Linked DNA regions of Homo sapiens: all the other regions are linked to region 7. The links are chromatin loops, found by intact Hi-C in ENCODE. Cell type or tissue: heart right ventricle. All regions are shown on one strand.

What was found. A loop is a pair of places that touch in the nucleus more often than their neighbours do. Peaks named below come from ENCODE experiments on the same cell type or tissue, not always from the same donor. Only the 100,000 strongest peaks of a DNase experiment are listed, where the experiment ranks them.
Region 1: a loop joins it to region 7, with 2.8 times the contacts of the local background. A loop is called at or near these places in 19 of 110 quality-filtered maps.
Region 2: it touches region 7 in a loop (2.1-fold over the local background); 10 of 110 quality-filtered maps call a loop at or near these places.
Region 3: it touches region 7 in a loop (5-fold over the local background); 18 of 110 quality-filtered maps call a loop at or near these places.
Region 4: it touches region 7 in a loop (2.0-fold over the local background); 13 of 110 quality-filtered maps call a loop at or near these places.
Region 5: it touches region 7 in a loop (2.5-fold over the local background); 31 of 110 quality-filtered maps call a loop at or near these places.
Region 6: a loop joins it to region 7, with 3 times the contacts of the local background. A loop is called at or near these places in 3 of 110 quality-filtered maps.

What each region holds. Positions count from the first base shown.
Region 1 is chr14:34,299,208-34,303,207 of GRCh38, forward strand. No RefSeq gene overlaps it. Among named protein-coding and RNA genes, the nearest start is that of SPTSSA, 160 kb to the right of the region's middle. In heart right ventricle, a CTCF peak has its summit at 2,129 (motif pointing left); no DNase peak of the experiment used is centred here.
Region 2 is chr14:34,058,860-34,062,859 of GRCh38, forward strand. EGLN3-AS1 (EGLN3 antisense RNA 1) reads left to right here. Exons shown (of 3, transcript NR_184209.1): 3 at 273-3,503. All of the region lies in intron 5 of LOC102724945 (a long non-coding RNA gene), which reads right to left. Among named protein-coding and RNA genes, the nearest start is that of EGLN3-AS1, 21 kb to the left of the region's middle. RefSeq lists an enhancer at 958-1,459 and a silencer at 1,358-1,717. In heart right ventricle, CTCF peaks have their summits at 1,507 (motif pointing right) and 1,707; a DNase peak (open chromatin) is centred at 1,582; H3K4me3 peaks cover 1,498 bases; H3K27ac peaks cover 3,036 bases.
Region 3 is chr14:32,574,490-32,578,489 of GRCh38, forward strand. AKAP6 (A-kinase anchoring protein 6) reads left to right here. Exons shown (of 14, transcript NM_004274.5): 5 at 2,631-2,753. Among named protein-coding and RNA genes, the nearest start is that of AKAP6, 250 kb to the left of the region's middle. In heart right ventricle, a CTCF peak has its summit at 1,787 (motif pointing right); a DNase peak (open chromatin) is centred at 1,812; H3K4me3 peaks cover 452 bases; H3K27ac peaks cover 662 bases.
Region 4 is chr14:33,936,876-33,940,875 of GRCh38, forward strand. The region is part of intron 1 of EGLN3 (egl-9 family hypoxia inducible factor 3); the gene reads right to left. Among named protein-coding and RNA genes, the nearest start is that of EGLN3, 12 kb to the right of the region's middle. RefSeq lists enhancers at 1,089-2,060, 1,691-1,760. In heart right ventricle, no CTCF peak of the experiment used is centred here; a DNase peak (open chromatin) is centred at 1,606; H3K4me3 peaks cover 882 bases; H3K27ac peaks cover 4,000 bases.
Region 5 is chr14:34,079,689-34,083,688 of GRCh38, forward strand. The region is part of intron 5 of LOC102724945 (a long non-coding RNA gene); the gene reads right to left. Among named protein-coding and RNA genes, the nearest start is that of EGLN3-AS1, 42 kb to the left of the region's middle. In heart right ventricle, no CTCF peak of the experiment used is centred here; a DNase peak (open chromatin) is centred at 1,514; H3K27ac peaks cover 3,878 bases.
Region 6 is chr14:34,321,336-34,325,335 of GRCh38, forward strand. No RefSeq gene overlaps it. Among named protein-coding and RNA genes, the nearest start is that of SPTSSA, 140 kb to the right of the region's middle. In heart right ventricle, CTCF peaks have their summits at 1,800 (motif pointing left), 2,011 and 3,192 (motif pointing left); a DNase peak (open chromatin) is centred at 1,793.
Region 7 is chr14:34,232,520-34,236,519 of GRCh38, forward strand. No RefSeq gene overlaps it. Among named protein-coding and RNA genes, the nearest start is that of EGLN3-AS1, 190 kb to the left of the region's middle. In heart right ventricle, no CTCF peak of the experiment used is centred here; a DNase peak (open chromatin) is centred at 1,942; H3K27ac peaks cover 530 bases.

The DNA of each region.
Region 1 (4,000 bases), 67 kb after region 7:
CTAGCACTTCGGGAGGCTGAGGTGGGCAAACTGCTTAAACTCAGGAGTTTGAAACCAGCCTGGGCAGCATGGCAAAACCCCATCTCTACAAAAAATACAAATAGTAGCCATGCATGGTGATGCATCCCCATAGCCCCAGCTACGTATGTGACTGAGGCGGGAGGATCGCTTGAGCCTGGGAGGTCAAAGCTGTACTGAAGTGAGCCATGTTCATGCCACTGCACTCCAGCCTGGGTGACAAAGCGAGACCCTGTGTCCAAAAAAAAAGGAAAGATCAGAGAAACACCAGGGGCCAAATCACTTAAGCCTGGGAATTCTAAGAGGGATAGGAAGCCACTGGAGGGTTTTAAGCAGGAGCTTGTGTTGATCAATTTGCATTTTAAAAGGATTACTCAGGTAACTGTTTAGCAAATAGTCTATAGGAAGATACAGTAGGCTGGTAGGCAGCCAGAATTGACTGGCCCTGTTTGAGAGATGCTATGATATGGTAACAGGTCAGATCAGGTGGCAGAATCCAAACAACTCAAAAATATCTATGACCTGTTGGGATAAATTATGTCCCCCCCCAAAAAAAGATATATCGAAAGCCTTGGCCCGGTGAGCTGGCTCACACCCATAATTCCAGCATTTTGGAAAGCCTAGGTGGGAGGATCACTTGAGGTCAGGAGTTCAAGACTAGCCTGGCCAACATGGTGAAACTCCATCTCTACTAAAAATTCAAAAATTAGCCGGCTGTGGTGGTGGTGGCTGCCTGTAATCTCAGCTACTTGGGAGGCTGAGGCAGGAGAATCACTTGAACTCAGGAGGCAGAGGTTGCAGTGAGTCGAGATCATGCCACTGCACTCCAGCCTGGGCAACAGAACAAGATTCTGTCTCAAAAAAAAAAAGACTAATCCCCAGTACCCCGCAAGGTGACTATATTAGTCCATTTTCAAGCTGCTGATAAAGACATACCTGAGACTGGGAAATTCACAAAAGCAAGAGGTTTATTGGACTTACACTTTCATGTGGCTGGAGAGACCTCACAATCATGGCGGAAGGTGAAAGGCACATCTCATATGGCAGCAGACAAGAGAAGAGAGCTTGTGTAGGAAAACTCCCCTTATAATAACCATCAGAACTCATGAGACTTACTATCATGAGAACAGCATGGGAAAGACCTGCCCCCATGATTCAATCATCTCCCACTGGGTCCCTCCCACAACACACGGGAATTATGGGAGTTATAAGATGAGATTTGGGTGGGGACACAGAGCCAAACCATATCGGTGACATTATTTGGAAATGGGATCCTTATAATTAGTTAAGATGAGGTCATACTGGATTAGGGTGGGCCCCTAATCCAACACAGCTGATGTCCTCATAAGAAGACAGCCATGTAAAGACAGAGACACAGTGAGAACACCATGTGAAGACAGAGGAAGAGATTAGAGTTATGCTGTCACAAGCCAAGGAACACCAAGGATCTACGGCCACCACCAGGAGCCAAGAAGAGGCAACCAAGTATCACCCCCACAGGACTTGGAGGAGGCACAACCCTACCAGCACCTTGATTTTGGACTTCTAGCCTCCTAAAGTGAGAGAATAAGTTTATGTGGTTTAAGGCCTCTCTGTTTGTAGTACTCTGTTATAGCAGCCCAAAGAAACCAATACAGTACCTATAAATGGTCCTTCTTCTCCACCCACTGCCTGCAAGTTTGGAGGATGCTGGAGTCAACCAACAAACCCCGTCCTTCAGCACTAACACAGCCTCATACTCATAAAGATGATTAGGGAACACTGATGGCTATGACAATGGTGATTTATTTTTCCTTTGTCGTTTCCAGTACACAAAAGGCAAATCTGTGCTGAAGACACCAGAAATCTTTCCAATTAATGCTAATGGGTGACCAGCTCTGTTTCACTCCTTGGGAAACAAGGCCACTAAGAGGAAGTTATCAGTAAGAAATTTATGTTTTAGTAGCATGTTTAATTATGATACACCATGACTGTCTCTTGCACCAGAATTTAGCATGCAAGATTTACAGCTCTTAGCACAATTTTTGCCTTTGTTGTCTCAAAGAGCCTTGTTTCTGATGTTTTATTAGACTAGCAACCTCTGTTCAATTGTGTCATACTGCCCCCTACTGCTTTGATCTTATCATCTCATGCTGGCTGCTATTATTTTGAGTTGGTTTTCAGGATGTGTGGTCTTTTTTTGCCAGGGTCTGAACACCTGCCCACTCTCACACCCCGAAGAACACAAAACATTGGGATGGTGGAGAAGGGAGTGGGAATCTCATTTTTTTCTTTTAATACAACCATTGAACAACCACAAATACATCTATATAGTTCTAAAGCACACCATCTGACTTGTTTAAGCTTACAAGAGATACTAAGTTTCTAGAATAAGAGCACATCAGATTCTTTATTTCTTGAAGGTGGAGAACATCTTCAAGAGATATCCTCACTTTTCATGAGATGAAATTTTTTTAAGGGAAGCTGATGAAATTTTAACTAATCCAACCAGCCAGAGGAAAGCCATATTACAAAAGGGGCCTCAGAGGAAAGTGGGATTTCTTTTCTGCTTCAAAGGCATAGATGGCAATGCTATGAAAAAGCGGCCTGCAGGCGAGGGTCAGAGCGCACCCCACACCCACACAGCCACCAGCCACCCTGAGATGGTGTGTGTACCAGCCATCCCAGCCCCAGCCCCACCCCTAGCCCCCTCTGCCGTTCCTCCTTTGCCTGTGTTCTCTTCCAAAGGTGATAGGTCAGCCCTCAGCCAGGAAGAAAAGTGGCTGAGGGTCAGGAAAAGGGTATAGGGTTACATAGGATTACATTAGTAAGGAACCTAGAAATGAGCCATTTGGGCTTCGTAACACAAATTGGTTCTCAAGGTATTCGGCGGGCGGTGGGTGGGAGGTCCTCTCAACCAAAAAATCTCAGAACCAATTCCTCCGACTCTGCTAGTGGATTTAGCTTTTGTTTTTGTTTTAATTTAGGCTGGGTGCAGTGGCTCACGCTTGTAATCCCAGCACTTTTGGGAGGCTGAGGCAGGAGGACTGCTTCAGCCCAGGAGTTCAAAACCAGCCTGGGCAATACAGTGAGACCCTGTCTCTATTAAAAAAAAAAAAAAAAATTTTAAACAAAACCACCTGGCCTCATAGCAGGGCAGCTTCCCTAATTCCTGATGTTGCCTGTTTCCGACCCGCAGAACTCCAATGGTCCATGGCTTGCGCTGCTCTTACCCGGCCTTCCCATGGATGACTACTTAACTGGATCATCTGAGCTTTGCTTCCATGCGACCACACATATTCTCCTGCCACAGATTTGGTACACTTTGGCATACACTGTAGGCCTGTGACCAGCTCTCAGTCTGGTTTCCTGGGACGCTTGTCACCACTGGAGCTTTGTTCAGATCCCTGAGCCACATGCACACACCTTTATTCTCTGTGCAACTGCCTTGTGTCCTGCCCTGTCTGGGCCGGCAGCCTCCAGCGGGGCTTGCGGGGCAGGGGAGGATTCTTTTACTCTGCCTGCACCATTTACTCCTCGGCTTGTGCTTGGAGAAGTGCTCTCTCCCAGGGATCACAAAGGAGAGCAGGCATGGGGGAGGGGGTGGAGAATGCCGCAAGAGAACATTTACCCTTCCTGCACTGTGCCAGACAAACGTAGAACCTATTCCATAAAAGATTTTTTATGTTGCATGGTCCAAGAGAATAGCCCAGCTGCTATCTTTGGCTCTCCTCCATTTCTCACTCCCATTCATAAAATCTTTAGAGAAGGCCATGTGCTGCTTTCTCACAGAGAGGATCAAGTTGTGCTCCAACCCAGAATATAGTTTCATTTGGATGCAGGTGGCTATAAGGGCCCTGAACAGTCTGTCTTTCTAACTACTCTGTCTGTCTACTCTAATTCTTCCTACCTAATTATCCCCCATCATGAATCAATAAATCATATGCCGAGCCTCTCTAAAGACCCAACACCATGAAGAAGCTGAGGGACCACAGAGTTTACC
Region 2 (4,000 bases), 170 kb before region 7:
ATGAATGTTGTATTACGGGATTTTTTTTTTCTTCTTTATATTTTAGTGTATTCACTTTTATGAGAGTTTGTATTAATTTTATAATCTAGAAAGAATTTGGCAAACATCCCCTCTGAAAAAAAAAATCAGAACAAAAACTACCCCCAAATAGGGAAAACTCTACAAATGGCTTAACTGTGTATACAGTCAAGATCCTATAACCTAGGTCTCTGTATCTAAAGGCAGAATTTACGTGTGAATTAATCTCATTTTTGTTTCTGCTGACTCCATAGAAACTGTGCTCTCCATGGCTTCCTCAAGATGAGCAAACAAGAGTGATACAGATTTTTCTGAGATGGACAGTGCCTCTCACTGACCCCGCCCCCAGTATCCTACGACCAAGGAAAAGAATCTCATGTGTCATTTCTGTGGGCCACGGTAGTTAAGGAAACTCCATGTATTTTCATCTGGAGCCTCACAGCAACCCTGACAAGTGGCTAAGTGGGGACAATGTGAAGCTCGGCTGCCCTTCCCCAAGGCCCTGGTCTTGACAGTCCTCAGGGGCTGGAGGCCCCCCTCATCCATGTCCCCACAAGATTTCTGTCCATGGCACCCAAGGACCCACTCAAATGGTCTTGAATGGACCTGAGGAAGACTGGCGAGTTATTGGTTTTATAAGCACAGTTGTGTCCGTTTACATCTACCAGAAGGTACAGGGATATGGCGAGAGTGAGAAGACGTGACACCTGTTAATACAAACTCTCCCCTTTAACTTGTCTTTCCAGAGAACACAGAATGGGAGACACCGCTAAAACAGGCCACGTTAGCACTAGAACTGATAAACTGAGAGCTAGGTTCTAGATAGAAAAGTTACGATGAAACATCCTCATCATTGTCAACAGATGAATATCTAAACCTCAGCTTTGATGTCCTCTGCCAAATGGATTGGATGATGCCTGCCCTTGCCACTCCACGGGGTCTTTGGGGATGAACTGAGCTACAATGGCGAGGGAGCGGGTGGGATACTAACTGGCCCTTCCCCTAGATAGGAGGCCATCAAGTGCAGAGCCAGAGACCGGCCCTGGGCCTCCGCAGGCTCCCCCGGAGCCAAAGAGAGGCCAAACCGAAGCGCCCTGCCCAAGGCCGCCCTAACGCGACTCTGGCCGCTCCTGCCTAGCAGATACCGGCTGGTGCCCTCGCTTCGGATGCAAGATCCCAGCTCTGCTGCAGCTTTCGAGCCGGAGGGACAATCGAAATGATCAAAAATGCCCGGCGGGCAGCCTTGGCGAGCGCGCGGCGGGGCGCGGGGTGAAGTCTCGCCAGGGCGCGCCGCGGCGGACACCGAGCCACACGCACTGTGCCTGCGCCCGCGGCCGCCCCGAAGGTAGTCGGTAACTGCGGCGGGCGGCGGCCGGGGCTGGACAGCCAGCCCCGCCCGGCAGGCTCGCAGCTCACGTAGCGCTAGCGTGAGTCAGCGCGTTCCAGCGCAGCCCCGGGCCGAGGGAGGGCTCCCGCGCGCAGCGCCAGCAGCCCGCACGTACCGGCCCCGGGAGGGGGCGCCTAGGTGGTTCCACTCGCGGGTGCCCTGTGCCCTGCAGTGTCCCCACGCCCCAGGTTGTCCCCCTCGAAAGCCACGTGGGCGTGGGGCTCGCCTTCCCTGGGCGGAGTCCCCATCGGTGCCTGCCCGCCCGGAAGTAGGGGCGCGAGGGTGACGGGCAAGACCGAGCCCGGCCCGTGATTCTTCCTCAGCCGGAGCTCGACCTTCTCCTTGTCCCTTGCGTTTCCTTTCTTTGAACCACACACTCGCTCGCTCACGTTTGTCCCGACTAAGTTGCCCCCGGCCCCCGCAGCTGTCATGAAGATAGATGGAGAGGTAGCTGCGAGAGCCCAGCCTCGGCGGGTGGTGCCCAGGGCGGACTGGGGAGACTAAAGACAGTAAAGGGCGGGTGGGACTCGAGTCCTCTATCCACCTAATCTCACATGCAGTGGGACTTATCATTCCAGTCGGTCTGCATTTCCTCAAATCTGCACCTGTTTAGTTACGACAACCAGCTTTATAAAAGGAAGCGGCCTACGTGCCTGACAGCTGAATGACGGAATTAGAAGTCATTCTCTACTAAATGTGTGAACATAGCAGGACCTCCGCTTAAGTTCTAGACCTACAGGGTTGCAAGTCTGGGCCTCCTGGGGGCAGGAAAAAATTCCAAGTCCTCCTTTGCCCCTCGGTAAAATGTTCTTTCACAAATTAGAGCCAACGGCACATCTGTGATGTGCCTATGTCACTTTTTCAAAGCCTTGCTCAGGGGTTGGAATGTCGTGGAGAGGGAGACGAGGTGGGTGCTTATGAAGGGAAAGAGATACATGGGGAAGGGGGAGAGGAAACGTTGATTAGGAAAGGAGCTTGCAGTCATGAGTAAAGTGACTGACAGAACGTTATTGAGCCTGTCATGGAGATCAGGCACTATTTGGGCACCAGTGACGCAAAATAAGTGGCTCCCCGTGGTCCCTGCTCTCAGGGTTACAGATGAGTGGGAGATATTAACTAAGTAGACAGTGAAACATGAGGAAGACTTAGTATGACGGTTCAGCACCCAGACTTGGGAACCAGGCTGTGCAGGTTCTGATGCTGGCTCTGCAATTTACAGACCGTGTGATCTTAGCCAAGTGAGTACCCCCATCTGTCCTCACCTTCTTGTTTTGGAAAATAAAAATGGTGAAAACGACTTACTTTTTAGGACATTTCAGAGGTCTAAATACATTAATACAAGCAGAGCACTGGAATTCAGTAGGCACCGAATAAATCTTGTTAATAGAATAAATGGAGGAGATACAGGCAGGGGCTGCCAAGCACAGCAGAGCAGGCTGTATGCTGTACAACTCCAGAAGACACGTTCGTAGAAGTGAATGGAGCTTTCTGGAACTGTGCAGTGTGGTGGTCCTGAGTATGAGTGATGTCTATTTTAGCATAGTTCATAATAGGAAAAAATGGAAAATTCAAATGCACTTATCTATAAATGTGGTATGTTCATACAGTGGAGTACTATTAGAGCTATTAAAAGGGATCAGCTGCATCTATGTGTATCAAAATCTCAAAAGTATATTGAATGAAAAACAGCAAGTTGCAAAATGATACATGCAGCATGATGCCATTTATAGAAAGAAAATGTACATACACACAAAAAATCCCATATATATATATATATATATATATATATATATATATATATATATATGCTGGAAAAATACACACCAAACTTAAAGCTGTCTTTGAATGGAAGGGGAGGAATTCAGATTTGAAATGGTAGTCATAGGAATTTAGCTTATTCTCATATTGTAATAATTGTTTCAAAGAACAATGTGCTTATATATCATGCAGTTTTTTATTTTAAGGAATAGATATAAAATAAAACTAGAAGCAAATATGTCAACACTGGCTAACTGTGGGTTGCTGGAATATGAGTAATCATTATTTTTTCATTTGTACTTTTCTGAATATTCAAATTAAAAATAATTACAACCTTGCAGGTCAAGTGCTATGCTAAAGGTGTAAAAGGGATGGGCCTGGAGAGCATGTCTCGGGTGAGGCTACGCTTGTACACCCACAATCTTCGGTCACAACAGAGAATGGAGCAAGCTCCCCAAGACCCCTCTGCTCTAACCCCACCCTGGGGCGGGCTGGGTGCCTCTGGAATGCCATGGCTGGCCAGGGTTTCCAGACCAGGGCTGTCCTGAGCATGATGCTGCTGGCGACCATGCTTTGCAGGTTCTTCTTTCAATCCTTACCCTCCCTAAAATATGGCGTTCTGGTTGGTGCCTGAGGGGGAAACACCAGATGATAGTAGAACCCTTGAGGACAGGGAACCATCCATGCTCTACAAGTGGGTCACCTACAATTCTGAAAATTAACTGAGTCATTGAATTCAACGCAGCAAGTAAATGGTAAAGGTGGAAATGGAAACCATATCCACCTTATATCTATGAATGTCTACTATTCTCTGCCTCTGTGCAGGACCCTTTCACA
Region 3 (4,000 bases), 1.7 Mb before region 7:
CTAAGACTAACTTTTATGATGAAGCAACCATGCACTGACATACACACACAGGTTATTTGTGTTTGTTTTTGAAGGGGAGAAGATAGTGCATGGTTTTTTAACTAGTTACATTTCAAATAACGTCTTTCACTATTTATCTTCTTGGATTTAACCACTTGTTCCCTAAATAATATACTTTCTGACTTAATTTTCTCCCCAAACCAATTTATATGTACAGATATAACAACACAATTCTAAATACAATAGTAAAAACTGTTTAATGCTGCAAGAAGTATAAAGTACTATTTTCATCTCCCATTTATAAACCATCTAAATTCTGCTTTTCTGACTAGCATCCACAGATGACAGACAATACTTCTGTAAGTCCATCTGGTCAGCAAAGGGTCTCTTAAGTTTTCACGAAAATTTTAATTATGAGAGTATCGAGAATTAGGACTGGAGTTCTAACAGACTCTGCCCTTATTTCTGCTCACAGATTTACTGTACACATCTGAAGGGATCTATGGTAAACATCAAGTCAGATATGAACCTGTGAAATATTCTGATCCCTAGGTAGTCTACCAGATAAAGGAGTTTAGGAAATAACATTTTGAACACATGGGACACTCTACTGAGAAGACTGAGCTTGAGTAAGTGTAACTTCGATATTAAAAGAGTCAAGTATTTGGGAGGAAATGAAAAGCAAAGCAACTCTCAAATTTATGCAAATGCAGGAAAGGCGAAAGAACAGACAAACTGATACCCTGAAGATAGGAGAAGGGGCAAAATGAATGATCTTGCATGGATTCTTGGCATTTGGAAAGAGTTGCAATATGAGAAAATTAGAAAAAAAGGCTGAGTTTGGTAGATCACCAGAAAATTCACTTAGTAAGGGAATACATTGTATGAAATTTCTGAAACCTTCTCTGTTGGACATATTTTCACCTCACCTGGAAGAAAATCTTCTGAGTGATGACCAACAGAAACCTCAATGATGTTGTCAATCAGTTTAGGGTTGGAGTCTAGGACTGGAGGAATGTTAAACTACCATATAGTTCCCAGCTCAGCCAATTGCAATTGTGTAGGTCTCAGTTTGTGATTATGATGTCTCTAAGATGATATTTCTCATTAGTTTTATCAAATCTAACCAATTGGGATAGATTTTTGAAAGAATATAAATGAGAAATCTTGCATTTGTGAAATCTGGTTGTGATATGTATCCCTGGGTGTGACTCTCCTTGGAGACTTGGTACAATAGAGAGATTTTCAATAGGAAAAGCTTTTGGAAACATGTATGAATATGGGAAACCATATGATGTACCACTATGTGGGATGATAGACTGAGCTCTATCTAAACAGGTTGGCAACACACCAGAGCATGGCAGTATGGTATGATCTGACTCTATGGGACTCTGTGCCCACATCTCTGCTTTGTCCCCCTCTAATAAACAATTTGTGTTCCTGAGTGTTATTTGTTTTTTTACTTACCACTCTCCACAATTCCATTTTCTCTTTTTCTCATGATTTTTTTTGAGGTAATCTAATTGCTTGAATTAAAGGTTTATGAATCTTAAAATATTATCTAGGAAAAACCCTAATGGCAAAACCTAGCTTGTGATAAACATTATAAAAAATATTTACTTTTACCTCTTTCCACTTCAGTGTCAGGACATCCTCAGTTAAGCATTAAAAATATTAATCAAGATTATTTGAAAGGCACATCTGAAGAATGGGTTAAGTTTAATAGGGAAACGGCATCTCAACCCATTCCTAGTTATGTGTGGAAGCCTGCCCTTGCTCCTTATGACCTCCAGGTGGTGCTGTTTACCCAGACACGGAAAGCAGGAGCCCAGCCCCATTTCTTTCACTTAGGTTTGCAGTTGGGCTTTCATATTTTCAAAATATTTTCTGTTTCTACAGATGTATACTTCTAAATGGCCAATAAAATTTTATAACCACTATTTGAAAAATTGCAAGGTTATTGTGATTTGTGCTTCCTAGCCAAGAATATATCTTTATGTCTGTACATACCCGAAGTCAAGTATTTATGTTTGTTCATTGGTCCCACTTTCTACGCTTCCTTCCTTTGTAGCACACAGGCTCAGACACAGACATTTGGGCTGTGGACAGAACTCGTCCAAGGACCTGTAAATACTTATGTAATTTTGAAATATATTTCTAGTTCAGCTATGGCAACTAAACTCCACAGGCTTCTGGGTGAAGAACAACATCTTTACAGGAATGCCAATCCCTGTAAAGGATTTGGCAATCCCCCAAAGCCAACGAGTGTTCCTAGCAGACCTGACCTGATTTTTTGGCAGGGGGATGCTTGTCAGACACCAGAAATGTTTTGATGTTTTGAGGTCACCCATACAGTGACACCCCACAATCCAATCCAAATTCCTCAGAAAAGTGATTCTAGAGAAAAACTGAGAGGGAAGCATTGACAGTTTCTTTCCCATTTTGGTAAGAGTTCAGGTCCAGGAATAGTGGAAATTCCATTACAGCAAAGATGAAACTAGGATAGGAGTGCGGTGGGATCGATTTGATCATGGATAAAATTTGGAACTTTTAATATTGGCTTTTTACAGAATAACCAACTAACATGCCTTTCTTGCCCCTTTTTTTCCCCTTTTCTTTCCTTTCACAAGGGGTTTGTAAACAAACTGGATGAATTCATTCAATGGTTAAATGAAGCCATGGAAACTACAGAAAATTGGACTCCCCCTAAAGCAGAGATGGATGACCTTAAACTGTATCTGGAGACACACTTGGTAGGCAAGATTGTGTTGTTCTTGCTGTCAATAATCAAAGGATTTTAATGTACTGCTTGTTTGTTTATGAGAAATATCAATTTTATTTATCAAAGGTTACTATATGTCAATGAAACCAAATTTTAATGGGTCACAGAAGATGAAAATTTACAGGCATTTCAAGTAATACTATGAAACCTAAATCATCTCTGTTTCAAGCTACCTTTTCAAAGCTTTTCCTGGAAGGATAAGTAATTATTTAAAAATACCTTAGAAAATTTTATTAGACCCTTGTTCTCTAAAGCAGCAACTGAAGGTTTTCCCTTTCTTAAAAACAAATAAATGAAAGAGATGATTTTGATGACCATTCTAAGCTTTCTAGAATTCTTGTAAAATTAATGAACCTCTCATTATCAAGAGGGTCTACATTATCTGTTCTACACTGGGTTATTTTAATAAAATATTTAAAATGATGATCTCCATCATTTTTGCTGCTATGTGGGTTTTTCAGCATATAATTAATACAACTGTCATTACACTCATCCCTGTGCATAGAGAAAACCATGGAGGGGAAGTGGAAAACACTCAGATGAATTTGCTTCTGAATGTTAAAAGCAAGAATTATAGACTGGGGGACATTCGATGAACCTCGTGGGGTTTTTACTGAATGCTTCAAATGGCCGATATCAATTATGAAGGGGTGGAAACTAAGTAGTGGAGTGTGATAAAGCATGAAGAAAAAGCACGTGTCATAGGAAATGAAAATTCAAGCTGTAAGGATCTCATCTTTATTCCTTTCACTGATAGCATAAAATTGACAAAGGCAATGAACATGAATCCTTGGGTACTCAACTGTGGGGTTGATTTTCTGCCCCTCTTACACACTCAGAATTTGGATTGAATAAACATTATGTGGGAGTCCTACCTGTATGCGAGTTCACAGGGTTCCAGAACTGTTGTTCTCTATGATGTTAAGTGAGAGAGAGAAGGGAGAGATGGAGAGGGAGAAAAGAGGGGAAAGAGATAATGTTTCAGGTTTTGGTGTTTGTTTTTTGCAGCATGTTTATATAACAGAAAAACAGCTTTAAAATCCTGTTGCTGCATGCAAATAGCCTTGCAGATGATAAAGAATGACAAAACTGTGTGGTAGAGGATGAGTGTATTGCTTCCCTTTTTAGAGACCTGAGTCGATGGTGTGTAAAAATGCAAGTGACCCTAACCACCTCTCTTGTACATGGGTTTTTATATACTGTCCTTAGTACTCATTT
Region 4 (4,000 bases), 300 kb before region 7:
CACTTGGCTCTGACAAGGAGTGAGAGAAAAGAACTCAAAAAATCATTTGCAACTTAAATCCGGAGGACATGAAAAGCAAACTGGAATTACTACTTCAACCTTCTATCATCTCCCTTGTTCAGGGATATGTGATCTTCAAGGACATTTTGTGGGATCTACTGTTGTCAAGTAAATTAAATTCCTACAGAACAATGTTCACAGGGCCTCTTTACAAGACGATGGCAACTATGCAAAGCTTTCTCCAAGTTTTAAGAAAATGTCACTGCAAAAGTTCACATTTGCTGCCAGCTGGTCTTATCCTTTATACAGAATTGAACAAAAAAGGTCTCAATGTGATGATGAAGCAGTGCTAACTTGTAAGTATTAAAAGTGCTTTAGAATTTTTAGACATTCAAACTTCACCTAGACGGGCATGAAGAAAATAGTTGTAAGCAAACGTGAGCTCTTAGAAAAGTAAGAAATTTTGTGTAAACTGTCATCAGTTACCTTGGCATCTTGCTGGTCATCTTTGTTGTTGGTTAAGAGCAAGCCTAGCTATTCTATTTCCTGACTTCTAGTGCCTCTAGTTACAGACTGATGTAATAAAATGAGGGGGAAAGAGAAAATACACTTTTGGTGGGCCATAACACAAGCTGTGTCCAGCCACCGTGTTCACCTTTCCAAAGCTTCAGCATCTCACCAGACCATTTGGAAGATTCAGAATACCAGACAAATACCTGTCAGGTAGGTAATCCTTTCAATAAACCCCAAATTATTCATGAAAATGTTTTTTACTACTCTACTTCCACAATGCAGACTACTTCTGCCCTCCTCATTTGTCCTAAATCCACACTAAAAATAATTCCTCTCGCAGAACCTACTTACCCAGAACACTGCTACACATGACCTCTCTCCCAAGGTAGAACAACGGTCATCACATACCTACACCTGAATTTTCTAATATTGTAGAAACTTCAGAACTTCTGAAAATAAAAAATAAGAAGTAATAACCGACTCTCGGTTGCTCTAGTGAAGTGGGTCTGCCCACACCCTCCTGGCCAGGTGAGAGCACCGTGCCTGAATAGCAGAGAATTTACCATTCTCACTTTAAAACCTGTCCTCAGATGAACTTGGTCCTAGCTTCAGGATCATTAACTACCCAGAGCGTGGAAGCATCCATCTAGTTCTCCTGGGTCAGTGATGATAGTTCTACCAGGCACAATAGCCCTTTGAGATTCTTACATTAAAAGGATGTAAGAAATATGCACGCACACACAGAAGTCTGCACGAAATTCTAGGGGGTTCAAAGGCCTCTAAAGTTGAACTGTGCGGGATCAAGATTCTATTCCAGGAGATCCCGCATTTCATGCACGACCTTCTGAGTGAATCGCCCTCCCCCAAGAAGCCACTGAAAGGCTCAGAGGCCAGGAATTTAAGAGACTATTGTCATTCCTTTCTGCATTGTGGTTAATTCTTCTCCTTGGAGGGGATTCAGCCAGAGCCCATGCAATTAGGCACAGTAAACAGGCCCGGCAACATCGCCATATTAATACAGGGTGTTTGGGTTTGGGCAGGCCGCCCTTCCCGTGGAGGACTGGCTCTAAGCCAGCAGGGTGATGGCTGAGTGACAGGGCTACGTGCGCTGCGTGAGGGTGGCAGCCAGCCCACACCCGAGCACACCGCCAGGCAGCCTGAGCTGGGAACGGACACTGGGAACCATCCCCCTCCCCCATCTCTACCCCAGTCACCAGAGAAATGTTTTCAACCGGGCTTCCTCACAATTATAAAATCAGCAAAGGTCAGTCCAGCCCAGGGATAAGGACATCAAGACGCATTTAACCATTTCCTTTCTGATGCCTTTCCCCAAATATTAACAGCTGCTGTTTCCTGAGAATTCATGTAGCCCGGTGGCATTTTGCACATATCTTGTTTAATTTCCTGGTTACTGGGAAGGTGAGCAGCAGTGTGTGCCCTGAGTCACACCGCTCCAAGTCCTTGGTAGAAGTCATTAACCCTAGAAGTTACCCTATGGACCTAGAAGTTATCACAGGTATTTCTATAGAGAAACATAATATTCGACTTCCTTTGATATGAGAAAACAGCCTTATCAGAATAATAAAACATCACCTATGGCTCTCTAAAGGCTTTGAGCATAACAGAGACAAGGAATACTTGTGACTGCAGGCTCATCAGAGAATGGAATATTTGAAATTTTCATCTGAACTTAATCCTAAAGTACTTAAAGAATCCATAACTCAAAATAATTGGTAAGACAAGACTTTAATAATGGATAATATATGAAAAAACGAAGTTACCAATCAAAATGTCATGAAAAATGCCTTGAAACAATCATCTTTTTTTTTTTTTCTTTTTTGAGACGGAGTCTCGCTCTGTCACCCAGGCTGGAGTGCACTGGCGCGATCTCGGCTCACTGCAAGCTCTGCCTCCCGGGTTCAGGCCATTCTCCTGCCTCAGCCTCCCGAGTAGCTGGGACTACAGGCGCCCGCCACCACGCCCGGCTAATTTTTTGTGTTTTTAGTAGAGACTGGGTTTCACTTTGTTAGCCAGGATGGTCTCTATCTCCTGACCTCGTGATCCACCCGCCTCGGCCGCCCAAAGTGCTGGGATTGCAGGCGTGAGCCACCGCGCCCGGCCGAAACAATCTTAAAACAGGAGAAACCTACATATGCATTTCAGCACTTGGAAAAACAGATCTGCTGAATGAAAGAAATGACACACAGCAAGTTAGCGTAGATTAGAACTCATGAAATTCAGTGGCTATATTTATTTACTAAACAAACATTTGTAAAGCATTTACTATGTGCCCAACACTGTTCTGTGTGCTTCACAAATCGGACCTCCTTCACACTCCCTAACAACCGCATGAAGTAGGAACATTATCTCCATTTTACCGATGAGGAAATGGAGGCACAGAGAGCTTAGGTAACTTGCCTTTTTGAACCCAGTTGGTCTGGCTGAAGAGTGTGAGGTCTTAAGACGTGCTTTACCAACTCAGTTTATCTAATGTCTGACATTAGCAAATTCACCCCCACCTCATTTTTGAGGGAACTAAGATCTTTGGTTCTACTTGAAATATTTGACTCCACCTACCTCATCCTTGCCTATCACCCTTCCAGAGTGATAGAAAAATCACAAAATACAAACAATTGCAAGAATTTTTTTAAAAGAGTGTGCTTGGTATTCAGTCTGTAAACTCAAAGATCCAAAGGGGGAATTTTAACAAAGGCAAGAGGCCAAGAAAATTGACCCTACTTGTCCAAGTCATCTTGTCTTTGCTTTGGTTATTCCCAGTGCAGGTCAACCTCAAGCCCACCATAAAATCTCTGTAGCCCCTGCAGGGTCCACATAGGCCTCAAATGCAGTTGTCTTGCCAAAGGCCAGACATTCACCTCCATTCACCATAACAGGAGGGAACTGGTTCCAAAATTTGCTTCAATTCTAGTTCTGGAAAATTAAATATGCTGGTACAAATAATAGGCTATAAATGTGAACTAAAAATCGTTTTTTGTTTTTTTTTTTAGTTTTAGCAATAAATAATCTAATGTCTGATCAACTGACCTCTGACTTTCTTGTTAACAGGGAAACTGTAGGAAGATACGCCACCATCCCTATCTAATCTCTTCTTAATGCATTAACTTTACTCAATGGTTCTCAAACTTTAGCATGTATGAGATCACCTGGAGAACTTGTGAATTTCTAACTCAGGAGGTCTGGGGAGAAGATGAAGAATCTGCATTTACTGCATGTTTCCAGATAATGGTGATGCCTCTTATCCAGGGACCACAGAGAACCACAGCCCTTATATGGCAAAGTCGAGAGTTTTTGTGCAATGCCTCACCCTAAATGATAAAGGTAAAGAGGAATTAGTCAACTGCACTAGTTAATTTGGGGAGCTGAAAGTGGGTGGGTAGAGCAGTAATGAGGAGAATTACTCTGGCAGTTTCTGGCATCAGCTTTGCAGTGTCATTCCCGAAGCTGGCAGGAAACTTTCCAATTGTAA
Region 5 (4,000 bases), 150 kb before region 7:
CCTTTGTTCACTTGTTTATCTGCTGACCCTCCCTCCACTATTGTCCTATGACCCTGCCAAATCCCCCTCTGTGAGAAACACCCAAGAATGATCAATAAAAAAAAAAAAAATAAATAAATAAATAAATAAATAAATAAAAATAAATAAATAAAAATAAAATAAAATAAAATAAAAATAAAAATAAAAATTAAAAAAAAAAAGAAAAAAGAAGGGCCTTTCGCCTCCTGCCATGATTCTGAGGCCCCCTCAGCCATGTGGAACTGTAAATCCAATTAAACCTCTTTTTCTTCCCAGTCTCAGGTATGTCTTTATCAGCAGCGTGAACACAGACTAATACAGAGAACCCTAAAGAGGGAGTAGAGCTGTAGAAGGTGGTGATGAGCATTAAATTTTGTATATGTTTTATTGTATCTCACATGTTGCCAAAAGGGAAATCTGCAGTAGGCAGTTGAATGTCGATGGAGTCTGGAGCTCAGGAGAGACAAAGCCAGGTGACAGAAAGATGGTTGTCATTATAGAGCATGTGCTAGGCTGTGCCACCCAGAACCCCCTTTTAGGGTTGAAGCACTCATTCCCCAGCTGCCAGGACTTTAGCCCGCTGATGGCTCACAGCTGAATTCCTCTGCAAGAATGACTTTTTATCAAAGGAAACTGACTTACCCGAGTTGATGTGCCTGCCCTGTGCATCCAATGGCTGGTTGATGAGGGGTTACAAAGGCCTGTCCCCTTTGCTTCAATTCAGGTCATCTCTAAAGGCCATCCCAGCCCTAGAGTTCCCTAGAATTGGATGATGCCACTGTTGTATCCACAGTAGGTCCTCACTTAAAGTGAATAGGTTCTTGGAAACTACTACTTTAAATGAAATGATGTACAATAAAACATTTTTTCCCTCACCAATGTTATAAAGAAAGAACATTGCACCAAACAACTTTATTGGAGGGCCTGCTGTACATCTTTTAAAGTCACAGTTTCCAAGAGACTCCTTCATGCCAGCCCTGGTGCAGCTTCTGAGAGCTTTCCCCAGTTCACCACCTGCATTCGAAGCTCTGTGTCGGTCTCCCAGGGAACTCGAGGGAATGAAAATTCTAGGTAGACAATTCTTTCAGGTAGCTTGCCTTTGACAATGGAGGAGGATTCCTGAAGAGGGGTATGGTTGAAGGAGGATTTTTTTTTTTTTTAATTTGGAATGATGAAGCTAGTTGAGAGGGAAGAATTAAAGATTCTAGGTAGAAAACGACCTCCAGGAGGGAATGGGATCCAAATCACAGATAGAAGGATTGCCTGTTTTAAGAGGAAAGACATTCCCTGAGATGAGAATATGGGAGAGGGAGTGGATCAGTGTGAATGTAGATAAATTTATTTTCACTGTAGGGAAGGTCTGATCAGCCACTGAGAGTAAGCAGAATGGAGGCTGGGAAGACAGAAGCTTGAAGACAGCAGGGAGTGCTAGAAATTGGCTTCGTGGACAATGGGGGGAAGAGTCGCTCCGAATAATGTATCAGAATCGCCGAGCAGTGCTGAAAGCAGGGTTGAGAATGAGGTCAACAGGAATTTATAGTGGCAATCATCATAGCACTAACCATGGTATAATTACTCACAGGCCTGCTCAGCACTGTGCCTGACAAGCAGAGGATACGCTAAATGTTGAATGACGGAATAGACCCAGTTTCAGTGAGCCCTCCAGTTAAAGGGCCACATGTTCTCTGCCATCATAGTTTCATCAACAAAAAGCCACATCACATCTGCCTTGGGTCTATTTCTCTCTGATATTTTTAGTCTAGAGAAACATTGAGGTGGTTTCCCTGCTTTTGTACAAGTTTGTCATATGTTCTCTCTGCATGCTTTGTAATGCCTGTATGCATTAAGTTGTTTTCCTAAGATCACTGGACTGGGCAGATCAGAGCTCAAGCTCGCAGGTCACCTAACTCCCATTCCACACACTGTGCTATGAGATATGCTATGTAAAACTGCCAAGTCGTTCCAGATGATTCAGCAGGCCTTCAATATTACCTGCCTGCCTGTCTTCCCTCCTTCCTCGCTGCCTCCCTCCACCTTTCCTCCCTCAGACCTCTTGGAATCTTTTCTGACCTCTCTACTAAGCTGTCCCCAGCTTCATTATGTTCAGCCCTCATTTGCACATGCTCTTGACACCTGGTGTTTGGTGGCAGAAATGGCTGATAAAATTCCACGCTGATTAATTTCATGTTTAATCTAACTGATACTTCTGTAGCCTTTGCAAATAACCTTTTTGAACAAAAACGGCAATGGCTCATTCCAAACCCGATCAAAGAGGTATGCATGACTCACAGCCACTAAATAAACATTGATGCCTGATGGCAGTAATATGGCTATTTATATTCAGAGCCTGATTTAACCAGTGGCATTCCTGTAATAAGATAATAAGCATGAGCTGTTTACTAGAAAAAAAGGAGAGTCTGTGGTGCTGGTGTTCAATAAAATCTCTTAACAGGCAAATGAGTCTCTGAAATTGGTTGGCAAATACATCCAGAATGAGATGTGCTAATTAGCTGCTGTTACTGATTTTCTAAAATAAAGAGTTTAAACTTAGATTAGTCCTGAAATTTAGTACAATAAAAAATACTGGATAAATGATATTATGTTGAGTCTTACAGATTATGTTTAAGATAAGTCCAACAATACAATTAAGAAAAAAGAACTCTGCACCTAAATCATTAGATTTTTTAAAGACTAAGAGGTTGTAAATGTGGAGAATTATAAGCATAGATATGTGAATCTCAGGTTCAATTTTTTTCTGTTCAGAGAGCATCTGTAGGTGATTCTCTTGGCCACAATGGCAGGGACATCTATTACTATCAGAACTTTTGTTTTTAAATAGGAAGAGCAAAGGAATGCAAGAATTAGCTTAATAGTATTTGGGTAGCCATTAAAAATAGATTAACCTATTCAGAACCAAGATCACAGAGGTTCTAGGTAAGCGTGTGGGAGACAATTATTCTGAACTCAGAAATAAATGATCAAGGCCATCAAGCTTGTAAGGCCTCTCCCAGCATCTTCCCCCAAATAAGAGCAGCAGGAACTTTCACCTGCTTCCTTTCTCCTGCTATCGCCCTATGCAGCAACTTCCAGCTGCTAAGCATTCATCTCAAACCTCCATTTTAGCTGCTTTCTTCACCAAACGGGAATGAACTATCTATTGGGACTTCCTACTTCAAGCAGTGAGAAAATCTTAGGAGATTTCCAAGTATTTTGTTTTTATTCATATATTACTTCTAAAGAGAAATGGATGGGTAATAAGAGGATTCAAGTTGTGTCTCGATCATAATTTTTTTTCAAAACAAGTTTGAATTCAAGGACCTGTTGTTTGAGTTTAGGTAGTTGAGATGATGTTTGTGTTCCCAGAGCAAATGGTTCTTTTAAAGGCAGCTAGATGGGCAGATGTCAGTGCTGCAGCCCCAAGGTGACTAACGCTCCTAATGTTAGCAATGAGTGAATTCATTCATTTGGTTTCTATTTATCTACAGTTAAACGATACAAGTTGATTATTTGCTTTAACTAAGATGTTCAATTCTTATCAGAGTCTTTAGTAATCAGAGTTAATTGACTATATTTGTCTTTGTTTCTATTTAACAGTAGGGGATGAGGGGATGCCCAGTTTAGGTAGCAACTTTTCCAGCTACTACTGGGACCCAGAATTGTGGGTAACACCCTCACATAGGCTAGCAAATAATTGAAATTATTAACAGAATCCTAAGTCATGAACATGTGGTCTTCCTTATATTTTTCAATGGTATTAAGGTTCTTTTGAAACCAACTCTACCTGGCTTAAGACAAAAAGGAATTTACTTGTGAAAGGATATTAGTAATCTCACAAAATGTACAGGAAGAGTTGAACAGCCACACCTCAAAAGTGTAAGAACGACAGTTCCAAAGACATGGAAACAAGGGTTTTTGGGGCTTATTCTGCTTTTGTAGTTTCACTACTTACTTCTCCTGGCTCCTTTGTTTCTCTTTTTGAGAT
Region 6 (4,000 bases), 89 kb after region 7:
AGGGAAAGGGGGCTAGGGCTTTATATTCCCATAACCAGTCATTGGTTAGTGGTCCCCTCAGTGGGGCACAAATTTCCAGGCAGGTGCTCTTTATGCGTGCATGTAAGGTGGGTTCCAGTAGGTGGGCAGACCTCAAAAAAAAAAGAAGGGTTGTAGGTATGGGCTGTTGGAAGTGAAAGCATACTGAATCTCTGGTTAAAGGGAATAGTAAAAAAAGGCCCTGGGCAGAGCATCAGTATTGTGCTTTCCAGTGAATGATGGAATGAAAAAGGCACTTTCCATAAGGTTGTCAATAGCAGTAATAATAAAGCTCCTATTACTTCATGTGGCTATTCTAGTCAGAGGTCTTTGATTTCAAGAAAAGAAAACCCATCCTGGCTAACACGGTGAAACCCCGTCTCTATGAAAATACAAAAAATCAGCCGGGCGTGGTGGCGGGCGCCTGTAGTCCCAGCTACTCGGGAGGCTGAGGCAGGAGAATGGCGTGAACCCAGGGGGCGGAGCTTGCAGTGAGCCGAGATGCGCCACTGCACTCCAGCCTGGGCGACAGAGCAAGACTCCACCTCAAAAAAAAAAAAAAAAGAAAAGAAAACCTACTTGTTTGAACTATTGAAAGGCTACTGAGAAACTGCTCACAGGACCTAAGAGCGGTACTGTCATGGCTCAAAACTCCTAATCCTGGGAACTGGGAAAAGGAGAAGCACAGAAGACCCAGGAAGCCATTCTTTTTTTTAATTTATACGTAATAGTTATTCATATCCAGAAAGCCACTCTTACTTTTTCTATTGCTCTCTGAGATCAAGAGACCTTCATTTGCTTTTCTTTCTAGATCCCTGCCTCACTTTTCTCTCTGAGAACAGATTTTCTCTACCCACTGATCCACAGATCATGCTTGCTTTTTTAGCCCCTGGATAACTTTTCAGATCAGCTCTCTACAAACAGTTGCTTCAGTTTCTCCAAATTCCTATGGCTACATAGAATACAATGTTTTAAAATATTAACTGTAGTTATCTAGAAGTAGCAGAAGTATAAATAATTTTGCTTTTTGTCCTATTCTATATCTGTTTCCAAATTTTCTACAGTTAACACGCAATGCATTTATAATCAGTAAAGGAAAAATCTGGCTGGACTAAATTTTCTCCACCTCATCCCAATCCTCCATCACCATCTTTATTTCTTCACCTCTCCCCTTCCTGGCAGATGACCTTAGGAAAGATATAGTATTTTTTTTTTTAAGAGATGGGGTCTCACTCTGTCACCCAGGCTGGAGTGCAGTGGTGCAATCATAGCTCGCTGCAGCCTTGAACTCCTGGGGTCAAGCGATTCTCCTGCCTCAGCCTTAGCCTCCCAAGTAGCTGGGATTACAGGCACATGCCACTGTGCCTGGCTAATTTTTTTTTATTTTCTGTAGAGACGAGTTTTTGCTATGCTGCCCAGGCTGGTCTTGAACTCCTAGCCTTAAGGGATCCTTTCACTTCAGCCTCCGAAAGTTCTGGGATTACAGGCATGAGCCACGTGAGGCCCAGCCTGGAAAGATGTAGTATTGTTAGAATAGCGCAGCTAAGTTAAGCAGTGAGGGGCAGTCACTGTGAGCAATGGAAAGTTTTATTGTCTTATTTATTATTTGCTATGAGGATCTGAAGAACCTGAAAAGGCATACATGAAGCATTCTCCCAGGACGAAGATGGGACCTCGGGAGGAGGACTGATGGTACCATGGGGCAGGAGAGGAAGAAAGGAGACCGACCAGGATAGACACCATATGTACTGTTGGGTGACTCTGGGGAGAAGGTCGAGTTTGGCGCCCCCTTGTGGACTTGGTGTATAATCACAACTATGTAATCTCCATATTCATCTACAAGCTATTACAGGTATCAATAAGGAATAGCCAATAAACAAAACCAAACCACAGTCTGAGCGATCATATAATAAGTAACAAGACAGAGGTTCAAAAAACAGTGCCAATGAAGAGATCTTTGATTTTCTCTTCGCCTGTGATCGTTTTCCTCCCTCTAGCCCAACCCTTATATAAGTATTTTAGAAACCAAGAAAAAAAATGCCAGCAACTCCTATAGATCTCTAATATAATACCGATATACAGACACATAATAATGGGATACTTTTCAAAACACTGCTAATCCTGTTAGCTCATATCGAGTCCCAGCCTGCACGATTGGGACACAAGACTATTGTCCTACCCTGTGTCATGCCAGGCTTCAAATAAGCATCATGATAAAGGAGAGAACCTTCCTCCGTCTTCTAGTAGAATGGCAAATAAACCAACCTGTACATGTCAAGTTCTTGTCTACTTTGTTTTTAACATTAATAAAGAAAAATTTGATAATTTTCCTGGTTGTGACATTACACTGCCTTGGCTCCAGAAATTCTTCCTTGTAGTTAACTTACGTCTCTCATGTAGTCATATAAGTCCATTTCTTCTTGTTCTATTCTTCCTTGTGGTGGAGATTAACAGCGGCTTATCATCTTCCCTAGAAATCCTTCCATTGTTAGAGCTTACCATGGCATTACCTATCCTTTTTTTTTCTTTTTTTTTTTTTTTTTTTTTTGAGACGGAATCTCCCTCTGTCGCCCAGGCTGCAGTGCAGTGGCGTGATCTCGGCTCACCGCAACCTCCGCCTCTCGGGTTCAAGCAGTACTCCTGTCTCAGCCTCCCGAGTAGCTGGGATTACAGGCCCGTGCCCCTACGCCCGGCTAATTTTTGTATTTTTGGTAGATACAGGGTTTCACCATGTTGGCCAGGCTGGTCTCGAACTCCTGACTTCAGGTGATCCGCCCGCCTCGGCCTCCCAAAGTGCTGGGATTACAGGCGTGAGCCACCGTGCCCCAGCCTACCTATCCATTCTTTAAACACCAAGTAATCCACTTTTATTTGACTTTACCTCATTCACTTCATTTTCCAGTTTCCATTAAATTTGTGGCTTCCCTGTGAGTCTACTCCATAGTTTTCTTGCTCTACTAAACCATGGAACTAAATCGTGTGCACCTCTGGGTGATTTCTCAGCATTACACTCTCCCTATTATAAATGAAAGAAACACCAAAATGTAAAGGTATTTCTTTGATGTGCTGGAATATATGGCTATACTGATGCATGCGATATAAATTCTTTTTCTTTTTTTTTTTTTTTTTAAAGTGCAGGACAGAGGGGTCCGTTTTTGAAAGTTATCGATACCTAGTAAAATGGCGCCATCTAGTGCCCTGAACTAGTAACAACATTTACAAGAGAAGGGTTGGAAGAAAACTGTAAATCAACAGTGCAAGATGACAACTCCCAAAACTAGCAGGGCCAAGGCAATTTAATAACAATAGGTCGTTTGACTCTGGGGACTATAACTCTTAGTCTATTGACTGAGCCATTGGAGCAGCTTAACAAATAACATAGCTTGTTTTCCAGAGAGAATGTGGCACTGTTCCGAAAGCAGAAGTTCCCACTGGAGGCTTGGGAGGACAAGGAGCAAAGTAAGCACCTGCTTCATGCCAGGCACTGCTCTAAGCATTTTACATTCATTTTTTCACTTAATCACCACATCTGCCTTATGAGGCTGGTATTATTATCCCCATTTTACAGATGAGAAACTGAGCTTTCAGAGAGGCCAAAATCTTACCCTTAGGTTACACAACGGAGTCAGGCCTGACTCCAAAACCCACATGCTTTGCACTACCTCCAGAGAGAGGATACATAGGGAATATGCAACTCCCTTTCTTTTTTTCCTTTTTTTTTTTTGAGACAGAGTCTTGCTCTGTCACCCAGACTGGAGTGCAGTGGCGTGATCTCGGATTACTGCAAACTCCACCTCCCAGGTTCAAGGGATTCTCCTGCCTCAGCCTCCCAAGTAGCTGGGACTAGGACTATAGGCGCATGCCACCACATCTGGCTAATTTTTATCTTTTCAGTAGAGACAGGATTTTACCATATTGGCCAGGTTGGTCTCAAACTCCTGGCCTCAGGTGATCCACCCACCTCGGAAAGGACTGGGATTAC
Region 7 (4,000 bases):
ATGAATGGATAAATAACATGTGGTATATCCATACAGTGGTATGTTATTTGGCAATAAAAAGGAATGAATACATTGATGTAACAGGATGAAACATGACAAAATTACGCTAAGTGAAAGAAGCCACACACAAAGGATCACATATTGTATGATCCCTTTTTCTTTTTTTTGAAATGTCCAGAATAGACAGATCTATTGAGACAGAAAGTAGATTAGTGTTTGCCTACAGCAGGGAGGGGGATGGCAGGATGGGGGGGTGACAGCTAAGGGGATCAGGATTACTTTGGGGGGTAGTACAAAGATTCTAAAATTGACCATAGTGATGGTTGCTCAGCTCTGTAAATATACTAAAAGCTATTGAAACATATAAACTGGTAAATTGTATGGAATATGTCCATGTAAATAAAAGCATAAAAAAAAAGGACAGGTGGTTTCCCAAGCAGAGATAAGAAGGGTGTGGCACGGCCAATGGATTTCACGGACAAGGAAAGGGTAAGGGAAGCATGCTAAGTCTTGTAGTGTCAGGAGTGATTTTGTCACTCCTTTTTATCCTCACTGACTCTAAGTCTCTGCTCCAAGACTTCACCAAGAGGGTCCTAGAAAAGAACCCCTCTCTTTTCCCCCTGTGTTTTCATAATGTAAATGACTGATAAGTGCTTAAAGTGTTACCCTTTCAGAGATATTTCTATCTTCAGATCATAATCATAGGAATGTAGAATATTTGAGCCTTAGGAACAATCTCATCTGCTGGATTTTTGTGTACTCTCTGGAGCCCTTTCAGGGCTGTAAAGTTGGAGCCAAGAAGGGAAGGGCTGTGGGCAGTCATACATTTTAGAAAAACACCCTCTCTGGGTGGTTAAATAACATTTTGAGGGTTTAAAAGATAGAAACTCTTAGCCATCCAGAATGAATAAATTATCAAGAACAATTCAGCCCTGAAGTTTTTGAAGAATTGACATTTGACTGCTTTTCCCATGAAAGGCACCATGAGGCCCACATTCCCCATCATGAGTTCCAGAGAGCCACTCACAGGCTTCTAGCACATATGACAGCTGCCCTCTTCCACATCTGGACATTACCCCAGACCCTTCTCTAGGCCCTGCCTGATGTGACATCCCCTCCAATGTGCTACCATCCTGTCCAAGGCACCAGTGGCTGACCCAGGACAATAAATGGCCCAGACCAAACTTGTGCCCCAGCACACAGGTCACTAGGAAAGCCTTCTAAATCAGGCCCTGGATGAGCCTGTCTCCAGTGCATGATGGATTGGTAACAACTTGTTCCCATCAATAGGCCAAAAATAGTCCAGAAGAAAAATATGGTTACATTTGTCCATCACACCAGCCACATTTTCTTACCCACACACAAAAAATAATGGCACAGTGGAATCTCCTGACCTCCAACCAAAGGCTGAAACTAGTGCATGATGATGGCTGCTGTAAACTACATAAAACTCTACCCAGAAAACTATCAGGATTCCTTGTACTCCACTAAGCCCGAAACAATCAACTTGACCAAGGTAGCATCAAAAGCCCCAGAGGGTCAGCACCTGGAAGGTCTGTGATTTCTATTTACACTTTTTATTTGAATTCTCTCTCACCCATAGCCCAATTACTGTCCAGCCCTTTCCCTGAGCCTGCCTTACTAAAATCTATTACTGGTAACTCAATGTGTAGCAAAGGCATAAATGCTTCAAAAAATTGATGTTAGGTAATAAGTGAATGAATTAATGATTTCAGAAGTCAAATAGCTTTGAAATGAAGAATATTTTCATTTAGTCATCCCTATTTTTATATTTCTCAACTTATCAACTTATTCAGGACCCTCTTAAAGTGAACATAGTCCCAGATTCATAGGGCTTGGAAGGGACCATAGATACTACTCACTCTAATTTTAAATTCTTGCACAGCCAGTGTCCCAGAGGCCATGTGAGGGCACAGGCAAGAGGCCAAGTGGAAAGGCACCTGAGGTCCCCGTTCCCATTTTGGTTACTACATTAGGATAAGGCTAGCTGCTATAGTAAATAAACCACAACATTTCAGTGGCTTAGCAACACAGAATTTTATTTTTTATTCCTATAATAGTTTGATGTCGGTGGTGTTTCTAGCCTGCTGGTGGCCCTTTGCCTTCTTCTGCCATGTTCCACCATACCTACGGCCCCAGCCAGGAGACAGGAAGGGAGACTAGAGGGAGCACATCTGCTTCTTTACCATCTTGGCCTATATATTGGTCAGGGTCTTATCAGGAAAACAAAGCCCAGCCACATAATCCATTAGAGGCAATTTCATATGGATAATAGCAAGAACCAAAAAGCCAGATAGAGGAGGTGAAGCAATCCAGAGATTCAGCAGAAAGCTGCTCCCACTCGTAGCTCACTCATGACTTACTCCTCTGAACCAGAGAGGGCTGCTGGGCAACTGAGACGATGAAAGAAGGGGCTGTTACTTAAGAGCTGAGACCACAAAGATGTCACCAGAAGCAAAGAGATCAAAGCTAAAATATCCTAGCTTCTCCCTTCCTCCCTTCCTCCAGTCTCCGGCCAACCCACCCACTGGCCAAACCTAGCCAAAGCTAGGGAAGGAAGCCTGGAAAATTGTGGTTGGCAGGGACAGATTCCCTACAGAATGAGCAGAGCAGGTGATGGGCAAGGAAAAGGATCTGAGGGCAAATGACAAACACGATCTGTAGGTGACACACATCGCCTTGTTCACATTTCATCTGTAAGGATTTGTTACAGAATCACACAGAAAAGCAAGGGGTGCTAGGGAATGTAATCCTTGGCTGGGAAGCTTCTTCGCAGGCACATCATGGAAGGAGGAGCGCAAACTTTTAGTGGACGGTGAGCCATCTCTGCCACAGTTGGGTTTTAATAGATTTTCAATCCACCCAGCAGCTCCATTTTTACATGAAGCTGGGGAGGGACAGACCATGGTAATTAATTAATTAATTAAAATAGAAAGCCCCTGATGGCTCTCTAGACAGCATGGTTGTTTCTCCCTCCTCATCCCATATCTTAGACTGGTGACTGCTGGGAAGAGGAGGAGAAGTTGACAGCAACTGTTTGGTGCTCCTGAGAGGAAGGGGCTTCCTATAGGTACAAGAGTCCTGGCTCCTTAAGTGAACTGTTGATGACATGATGCTGTCATGAACTTTGGGGTGAACTGGGTGAATTTGAAAGCATGAAAGAATTGGTCAACAAGACAGATCTGGTTTCCGCCTTCATGGAGCTAATGCCTCTATTAGGAGTTGAACACTAAGTGCTATGCAGAAAAGACATGGAGCTCTAGGACGAAGGATAACAGATGGGTTTGCTCTGGGTACGCTCAGTCCTCCAGCTTATACTTCAGCTCCAAACATTTATTTTTAGGTCAGGCTTCCTCTGCCATCATCTTAAAGGTATGCTTACATTCTTAGTCTCTATATTTATATTCCAACCAATGCAGATGGCTTCTCACTCTTTAATCTTCAAACACAACAAACCATTCGTATCAACTATTTCTGCTGCACTCCTGACCTCCAAGTAGGTAGGCTGAGGCGTCTCTCCACATCAGCCAGAGCAGCTCTGCTTGGACCTGTTTTATATATTGGGTTATTTATCTAATTTGAATGAAAAGTTCACAAGCTGTGTGTCTAGCTTCATTCTCCCTTTTACATATGAGAAAGTGGAAGTCCAGTGAGACAAGGAGTTTTGCCCAAGACTGCATATAGCTCATGTGTCATGGAGACAGGCCTAGAATTCAGGGTCCAAACCCCAACACAATGTCCTTTCTACTATTCTCAGGAATTCCAAACAAGTATAGTTTCCAGAACACATGTTCCTCATGGAAAGTACCAAGAATTTCTCTGCTGCTGAAGACTGCACCCATGGGAAATGCTCTGCAGAGGTGCTCATTTCCTTATTAATTGGAACTCCTTTGATTTCAAGTGACAGAAATCCACTGAGACAGCTTAGGCCAAAAAGGGAGACTCTATTATAAGGGATTCATGGAACTCAGGGCAGGAA